Regions from separate parts of the Homo sapiens genome. Here region 1 is linked to region 2. The links are chromatin contacts, found by POLR2A ChIA-PET in ENCODE. All regions are on one chromosome and are shown on one strand. The core of a region is the stretch at or near the end of the contact, and the rest is flanking DNA. Distances in the headings are between cores, read along the strand shown. Region 1 has its middle 7.1 kb from the start of GARIN3. Region 2 has its middle 11 kb from the start of CCDC69.

Region 1 (4,306 bases), core at 1,145-3,644, 5.9 Mb after region 2:
TTTTTATTCTTTGCTGAGGATTTCTATTTCTTTCATTTGTTCCAAGCACATTCCTAACTCCGTTTTCATGGACGCCTTAAAATTTTTATGATATTAACTTAACATCTCTGTCTTTTTGATATTGTCACCTATAGTTTGTCTCTTTTCATTCCATTTTGAATTTTCCTATTTCTTGGTGTGACTCGTGATTTTTGGTTTAAGTCTGGACATTTATTCATTGGGAGACTCTGAATCTTATTTAAATTTACTTTCAACAGGCTTCTTATGACTCTACTCCAGCAGGAGATGGGGAGGGGGTGTGCCACCTCGTTACTTCTATAGCAGTTCAGGTTCCCTACTTGGCCCCCAGGGTGGACTTACCATGACTACTGGGCAAGGGTGGGAGTTCCAACTCCCCATATGGACACCACTAGCACAGGGAAGAGGAGGGAAGGGCTTCATTACCAGCTATCAGGAGTGAAAGTCAAAGTCCAAGCTCCTTCCTTGGCATTCTCTGATACTACACACTTGGGGTATAGGAGGCCTCGTTATAGCCTCATGAGGATGTTAATCTCAACTCCAACTCAGCCTTTGCTGTCATGAGTGAGGGTGGGGCCACAGCTTTTTTTTTTTTTTTCTTTTCTGTGATGTTTGGCTGAAGTTTGTGTTTGTGTAAAAGTTTTCTGCTTTTCTTGGCTGCCCCTGTCCTGGCCCTTTATTTATTTATTTTATTTATTTATTTATTTATTTTTTCCTGATCATATTTTTTGTTGGGATTTTTTTGGTATAGGTGGTTCCAGCTTCTTCACCTCCAGGTTGTGGAATATATGAGGCAAAAATTAACCAAACAAACATAAAACCCAGGGAAATAACCAGCATGTTGTTCCTCAGTTCCTGAAGTTCCTAGCTTTCTTTCCACCTTTCAAGTCTTCTGCTGTTTGTTTTATATGTAATGTTCAAAATCTTTAGTTGTACTGATCAGGAGGAACAGAGAAAAACACGTCTACTCCAACTTTCTGGAAGCAGTAAGAAGTGAATTATCGAAGCAATCAATTAAATATTTGTTTCCTTTTTTATCTCTACATGTTTTGAATTTTCTAAAATAGACCAATTAATTTGGCAGTAAGCAAATATACCTAGTTTTAAAATTATTTAAATTCAAAATTGTATATGCTACGTTATATCCTTCCTGGCTATCATCAACACTTTTCATAAGGTTAGTGAAGTCTCAAGGAGGTGACCCCAGCGCATTACACTGACATAGTGTTGTAAGTTGTGTTCTTTGTGAAGCGGATTTTGAGACAGAGTTTTGTGGGAAGGATGTTTGTTAAGGAGTGCTCTTAGGACCAGCACCTGTGGAAGGGAAAAGGGTGGAAGTAGGAGTACACAGGGAAGGAAGGTGAATTTTGATGCAGGCTCCTCAGGAAGCTCTGGAACTAGAATAGCCCTTCAGACTTGGTCTGTATTGGGCTGACAGCCAGACTTTCATACTCTGCATCACTCAGTTCTTGATGTGGGCTCTGGAAAGAGCATCACATTGGGTGAAAGAAATCTCTGCAACTGGCACAATTTCCAAACTCACTGCCAGCTGAAACTTGTCTGCCGGCAGCATTCTCAGCAACTGAGGACACAAGTCCTTCATTGAAGGAGGGTCTTGATAGTGCATCACCACGTATACCCCACATGGATATTTCTTTTTTTTTTTTTTTCTTTGAGACAGAGTACCGCTCTGCCACCCAGGCTGGAGTGCAATGGCCGATCTTGGTCACTGCAACCTCCACCTCCCAGGTTCAAGAGATTCTACTGCCTCAGCCTCCTGAGTAGCTGGGATTACAGGCATGCACCACCTGCCTGGCTAATTTTTGTATTTTTAGTAGAGACAGTGTTTCACCATGTTGGCCAGGCTGGTCTCGAACTCCTTACCTCAGGTGATCCGCCAGCCTCAGCCTCCGAAAGTGCTGGGATTACAGCCATGAGCCACAGCACCCAGCCATCACATGGACATTTCTAATGGGAACATGTCTTTCAAAACATCTCCTGTAATCTCATTTTATAGATCCTGCAGCAAAAGACAGGAATTACATAAGGACACATATTAACAACTACCTTCCCAAATATTTTTTTCTCACAGCAACTACAGTGACCTTTACAAAATACAAATCTGATCAAGTCACTCCTCAACTTAAAATGTTTCAGTGGCTTCTCATTACTAAGGACAGAAGTCAAAGTAGCATATGCGAACCTCAAAGCCTTGCACAGTCTGTCCCCTGCTGCTCCCTCTAGCATCTCGCCTTCCGTTCTTGCCCTGCCAGCCATGATGGCATTTGACATTTTGAGGCACCTTGCTTCTTCTCACCATAGACCAGTTTCCTCTGCTTCAAAGACTCCACCCTAACATGACAACTGCATGAGTGATCTTATACTGCTTTTGGCAAAATATCGCTTTGTCATCTTTGTTCTTATGTGTGTAATGCCAGACTTTAAGTTTGGAACATTGGTTAGTAATCGACCATCCACTGTCTCATTGCACTTGCAGCAGCAGAATTGTTACCATGGTGACAAATATTGCCGTTAAAAATATTGGCTTTTATCTGATAGGGGTATTGACTTGATGCCCCAATTGATAACTCCCTCTGAGGAAGAGGCCTGTTGCTTTGAAATACATAGGTATTTATGCATCTATCTCTTGATGAAGTATCAAGATAGAAAAGGAAATGCAGAGAAAGTGCATGGCACAGCACGCTGTGGTGGGCAAGTCCCCATCTCTACTTTACTTAAATTGCATTTGGGTGGATAAACTATATTCATGCTGAAGAAGCCCTCAGACAGGGGAGGGTGTATAAAACAAGACTAGAAGAAAGACAAAAGATAAAGCCATAGTCTACACAATTATGAGATTAAACCGTTTGTAGCTAGGATAATTCAGACTCTGGCATAGCTGTAAACCTGGAACTCCAGACCAAAGGCTTTGAAAGGAGTTTCCTTTTATCTCTCTCCTCTACCCCACCTGCCAACCTTTCACATTCCCGGGTGGCTTTCCCAAAGGCCCTCTCAGACTTTAGAGTATGTGCCTCTCTCTCTTTCTCTCTCCTTCTACCTGTACCCACTGTTTCAAGAGTCAACTCCCAGAACATCTTAATCTCAGCCTCTATGGTATTTATCAAAAATCACAAGATGAGATTTTCCAGCCACCCACTAGAGCAACTGAGAAGGGATTCCCCTGATACTGACAAGCCACCGCTCCTCCCAGAATACGTCGCTTCTCACCTCCTCCATCTTGGCTACACATATTTGGTGTTCAGAAAAGGTCCCTAAGTTTTGCCGGAAACCCAACTTCTGTCCTCCAAGGTACTGCTGCTGCAGAGAATGAGCAAAGACTTGCAAGGCTGGGCAGGTGCTCCCCTCCTGGACTTACATGGCTCCCAGAATCATTTTTCTCAAATCCAAATTTTATTATTTGGTGTTAATAATTTAATGTTTTCCATGGACTCATTTTACAGGTTTTTTAAAAACGGAAAGACAATTTTTTTTTACAGTAAAGGTTTTTAAAATTTATAATCCCATTTCTAATGTAGTGTGATTTTTTTATTCTGGGAATTAACTTGCACACGAACACATAATTTACATCATGTTAGTACACAGCATTTTGGACTATTTTACTTCTTAATATATTTAAACATTTTTCCGTGTTTCTGAATACTTTTTATGTCACTTAGAATTTTTATTTCATGCTTATTGAAAGATCTTTCAGACTTAGATATTCTGTCATAAATCTGTCATGTGTATGTGTAAAAAGGAAAACATTGGTGAAATAAATTGATTAGGGCATTTCTAAGGCAGTGATAGTGACATGCAATTGACACCTTGCTGACAGATTTAAAAACAATCCTGATTTCAGAGATATTAAAATAAAGATACAGTAACAACACCCCATGAATACAACCTCTTCTTTAAGAAATAGAATAATCACTATTCTGTTGAAACTCCTTGTGTGTGCCCCTCAGATCAGACATCTCTCCCTTTATCCTATAGATAGTCACTATCCTTAATTTTGTGATTATCATTTCCTTGTTTTTCTCTATACTTTTAGCAAATATATATCCCATTGTTGAATCTTATTTTTGAGCTGTTCTACAAATTGAACTATATCATATATATTTTTGTGACTTGCTTTTAGTATCCCACATTATGTAAGATTTATCCATGCCAGCCACACATGGTGGCTCATGCCTGTGATCCCAGCACTTTGGGAGGCCGAGGAGGACGGATTGCTTGAGGTCAAGAATTCGAGACCAGCCTGGCCAACATGGCAAAACCTTGTCTCTAG
Region 2 (4,158 bases), core at 152-2,651:
AAAATATTGGAATTTCTGGGACATTTAGAGGGACAAGGAGGTAGAATAATATTTGTAAATCGGAGTGGCCCAGAATATATGGGAGATATACCTAGGTCTGCAGGTTAAAACCCAAATGTCTATAGGGCTAGGTAGGTACCTAAATTAGAAAAAGGCTAGTATAAGTTGGGGACAGGTGCAAACTGGGGGCCATATACCAAACCAAAAGGAGCACAGGTGGCTGCACTGCAGTGGATTGGTGTTAGAAGGAAATGGAGGCCCTGATTGGCCTGACCTTCTAATTTTCTAAGTGAAACTGAAAATCTTTTTTCTTTTTTTTTAAGAGATAGGGTTTTGATGTGTTGCCCAGGCTAGAGCGCAGTGGCTATTCACAGGCACGATCATGGTGCACTGCAGCCTCAAACTCCAGGGCTCAAGCGATCTTCTGCCTCAGCCTCCCAAGTAGCTGGGACTATAGGTGCATACCACTATGCCCGGCTCAATTTTTTTATTTTTATTTTTGGCAAGGTCTCGCTTTGTTGCCCAAGCGGGAGTGCACGGCACAATCATGGCTCACTGTAATCTCAACCTGCTAGGCTCAAGTGATCCTCTCGTCTCAGCTTCCTGAGTAGCTGGAACTACAGGTGCATGCTACCACACCCAGATAATTTTTGTATTTTTTGTAGAGATATGGTTTTGCCATGTTGGCCAGGCTGGTCTCGAACCCCTGGGCTCAAACAATCCTCCTGCCTCAGCCTCCCAAAGGTCTGGAATTACACGTGTGAGCCACTTTGTCCAGCAACCCCACCCCCCACTTTTTAAATGTAAAATCTCTCTTTCTCTTTTACACAAACACATGCACACAAATCACCATGCAAGCTAAACAAAATATTTGCAGGAGGTTACATTGCCTGTATTCCAGGTAGACAAATAATGCAACAAGGGTTATGGAAAAATACCATGGAAGCAAAAGCAGTGATTAACTCTGTCTGGGAGAGTGAAGGTCGGGGCAGCTTCTCCAAGGATGTGATGTCTGAGCTGAGCTGTGTAGATTAAGCAGGGGTTCTGCTTGTCCACAAAGTGGGAAGAACATTTTATGCCCAGTGGCACTTTCAGGGGGGCCTCGGAGGCTCAGTGCAGCTGGAATACTGGGGGAATGCAGAGAGCGAGGAAGATACAGATAGGCAGAGGCCTTGAAGGCCTGGCCAAGACATTTTTCCTTTATCCCGTAGGAGTGGGAGTGGTGTGGTCAGATTGGTGGTATCCAAGGTCACTCTGGGGCTCACGTGGAGAATGGCGAGGAAGCGCTGTGCTGAAGCAGTCAAGTATCTACTGGAATAGTTCATGAGAGTGTGGGTGAGGATCCCAAAGGCACTTTGGTGCAAAAGGATTGCAGCCTTGAGGGCCAGCTCAGGCCCTGTCCTCACAGAGCTCCCGGACTGATATAATAAGGTAACTACGGTGCGCAGCAGTGTGGGGTGCCTTTGGGTAGGCGGAGAGCAGTTTCCTCTACTCTTAGCCTGGGAGGCGGCAGCTAGCGGCCGGCAGTGTTGTGGTTACCAGGGCCTTGGGTTACAACACATGTTTGTTTTTTAAAAACGTTGCGATACCTTTTAAATCAGGGCCCTGGACAGGGTCCAAGGACAGTAGCAAGGACCAGCCCCCATGGTGCTTCTTAAAGAAGCAGCTGCAGAGGAGGGACGGAACCTTGGGAACCTGGATTTCTGGGGGACCCTAAGTTCAGGCAGGGCTTGGAAGCTGGGCAAGGCTGGACGCAGCCTCCAGTTCACCCCATTCCTCCTCTTCCTTCCTCAAGGCTCTTTTGGCTCAGGAGCACTTGGAGAAGATGAACTGTCTTCCAAGCTGTCTTGGAAAGCTACAAGTGGTAGGCAGAGGCACCCAGGAATGTAGAGTCCAGCTCCTCGAAAGAAAGGAAGACCAGGCCGGGCATGGTGGCTCACACCTGTAATCCCAGAACTTTGGGAGGCTGAGGCGGGTGGATCACAAGATCAGGAGTTCAAGACCAGCCTGGCCAAGATGGCGAAACCCCGTCTCCACTAAAACTACAAAAATTAGCTGGGTGCGGTGGCAGGTGCCTGTAATCCTGACTACTCAGGAGGTTGAGGCAGGAGAATTGCTTGAACCTGGGTGGCAGAGGTTGCAGTAAGCTGAGATCACGCCACTGCACACTAGCCTGGGTGACAGAGCAAGACTCTGAAAAAGGAAGGAAGGCAGGCAGGCAGGCAGGCAGGCAGGCCTTCCAACTGGTCAAAGATTCAGGGGTCTGGCTTGACAGGGAGTGAGTGCCCCATTGCGGGAGGTGTTCAAGCAGAAGCTAACGTTGGTCAAGTGTGTTGGAGAAAGTGTACAAGGGTCTGCTGGAGGAGGGGTCTGGAGGGAATGGACTCTTAGATTTGATTGGGACTGGAAGAGATCTTCGTCGTAGTCCCTTTTCAGAGGCAAAAGTTATTCTTTTCTTTTCTTTTTTTTTTTTTTCTGAGATGGAGTCTTGTTCTGCCGCCAGGCGGGAGTGCAGTGGTGCGATCTCAGCTCACTGCAACCTCTGCCCCCTGGGTTCAAGCGATTCTCCTGCCTTAGCCTCCCAAGTAGCTGGGACTACGGGTGGGCACCACCACACCAGGCTAATTTTTGTATTTTTAGTAGAAACAGGGTTTCACCATGTTGGCCAGGATGGTCTCGATCTCCTGACCTCGTGATCCTCCCACCTCGGCCTCCCAAAGTGCTAGGATTACAGGCATAAGCCACCGTGTCTGACCAAAAGTTATTCTTTAAAGGAGTCAGGATTAGGTAGGATTCAAGAGACTTTCACTCTTGTGCAGTGTTGGTGAGAATGTAAATGGTGCAGCCACCGTGGAAAACAGTATGGAGATTTCTGAAAAAATTAAAAATAGAACTGTATGATCCAGCCATCCCATGAAAAGAGATCTACTCTCCTGTGTTCATTACAGCATTATTCACTATAGCCAAGATATGAAAACAACCTAAATGCCCATCAACAGACGAATGGGTAAAGAGAATGTGGTGTACACATATGACGAAATTGTATTCAGGCTGGGCACGGTGGCTCACACCTGTAATTCCAGCACTTTGGGAGGCCAAGGCAGGTGGATTACCTGAGGTCAGGAGTTTGAGACCAGCCTGGCCAACATGGTGAAACCTCGTCTCTACTGAAAATACAAAATTAGTGGGTGTGGTGGCATGGGCCTGTAATCCCAGCTACCCGGGAGGCTGAGGCAGGAGAATTGCTGGAAACTGGGAGGTGGAGGCTGCAGTGAGCCAAGATTACACCACTGTACTCCAGCCTGGGTGACAGAACGAGACTCTGTCTCAAAAAAAAAAAAAAAGAAAAGAAAAGAAAAGAAAAAGATAAAAGAAACAGTATTCAGCCTTAAAAAGAAGGAAATCTTGTCTTTTGTGACAACATGGATGAACCTGGAGGACATTATGCTAAGTGAAATGAGCCAGTCATGATGCCATTTATAAGAAATATCTAAAATAATCAAACTCCTAGAAGCAGAGAATTGGATGGTGGTTGTCAGGAGCTGATGGGGGAGGGTACCGGGGAGTTGTTGCTCAGTGGGTATAAAGTTTCTGTTATGCAAGATGAATAAGTGCTAGACATCTGCTGTACAACAGAGTGCCTATGGTTAATAATACTTTATTACACACTTAAGAATTTAAGAGGGTAGATCTCATGTTAAGTGTTCTTACCATAAAAAAAAACAAATGAAAACAAACAAACAAACAAAAACCAAAGGGGCACAGGAAACTTTTGGAAGTGATGGATATGTCTATTACCTTCATTGTGGTGATGTTTCATGGGTGTATGCATATGTCCAAACTCATCAAATTATTCACATTAACTATGTGCAGTTTTTTTGTATATCACTTATACCTCAATAAAGCTGTTTTTGTTTTGTTTTGTTTTGTTTTGTTTTTTGAGACGGAGTCTTGCTTTGTCGCCCAGGCTGGAGTGCAGTGGCCCTACCTGGGCTCACTGCAAGCTCCGCCTCCCAGGTTCACGCCATTCTCCTGCCTCAGCCTCCCGAGTAGCTGGGACTACAGGCACCTGCCACCACACCAGGCTAAGTTTTTTGTATTTTTAGTAGGGACAGTTTCACCGTGTTAGCCAGGATGGTCTTGATCTCCTGACCTTGT

The links. ChIA-PET counts read pairs that join two places held with the same protein, here RNA polymerase II (POLR2A).
Region 1: POLR2A ChIA-PET joins it to region 2 with 10 read pairs in activated CD4-positive, alpha-beta T cell. The contact joins two enhancer-like sites. POLR2A ChIA-PET finds 5 or more read pairs at or near these places in 2 of 52 experiments (activated CD4-positive, alpha-beta T cell and naive thymus-derived CD8-positive, alpha-beta T cell).

Annotation. Positions count from the first base shown.
Region 1 is chr5:157,156,982-157,161,287 of GRCh38, forward strand. No RefSeq gene overlaps it. Among named protein-coding and RNA genes, the nearest start is that of GARIN3, 7.1 kb to the right of the region's middle. Within about 2 kb of position 2,395, at least 2 of the 41 ENCODE cell types and tissues checked have a DNase peak (open chromatin) inside an H3K27ac peak, as active enhancers do.
Region 2 is chr5:151,233,475-151,237,632 of GRCh38, forward strand. No RefSeq gene overlaps it. Among named protein-coding and RNA genes, the nearest start is that of CCDC69, 11 kb to the left of the region's middle. Within about 2 kb of position 1,402, at least 26 of the 41 ENCODE cell types and tissues checked have a DNase peak (open chromatin) inside an H3K27ac peak, as active enhancers do.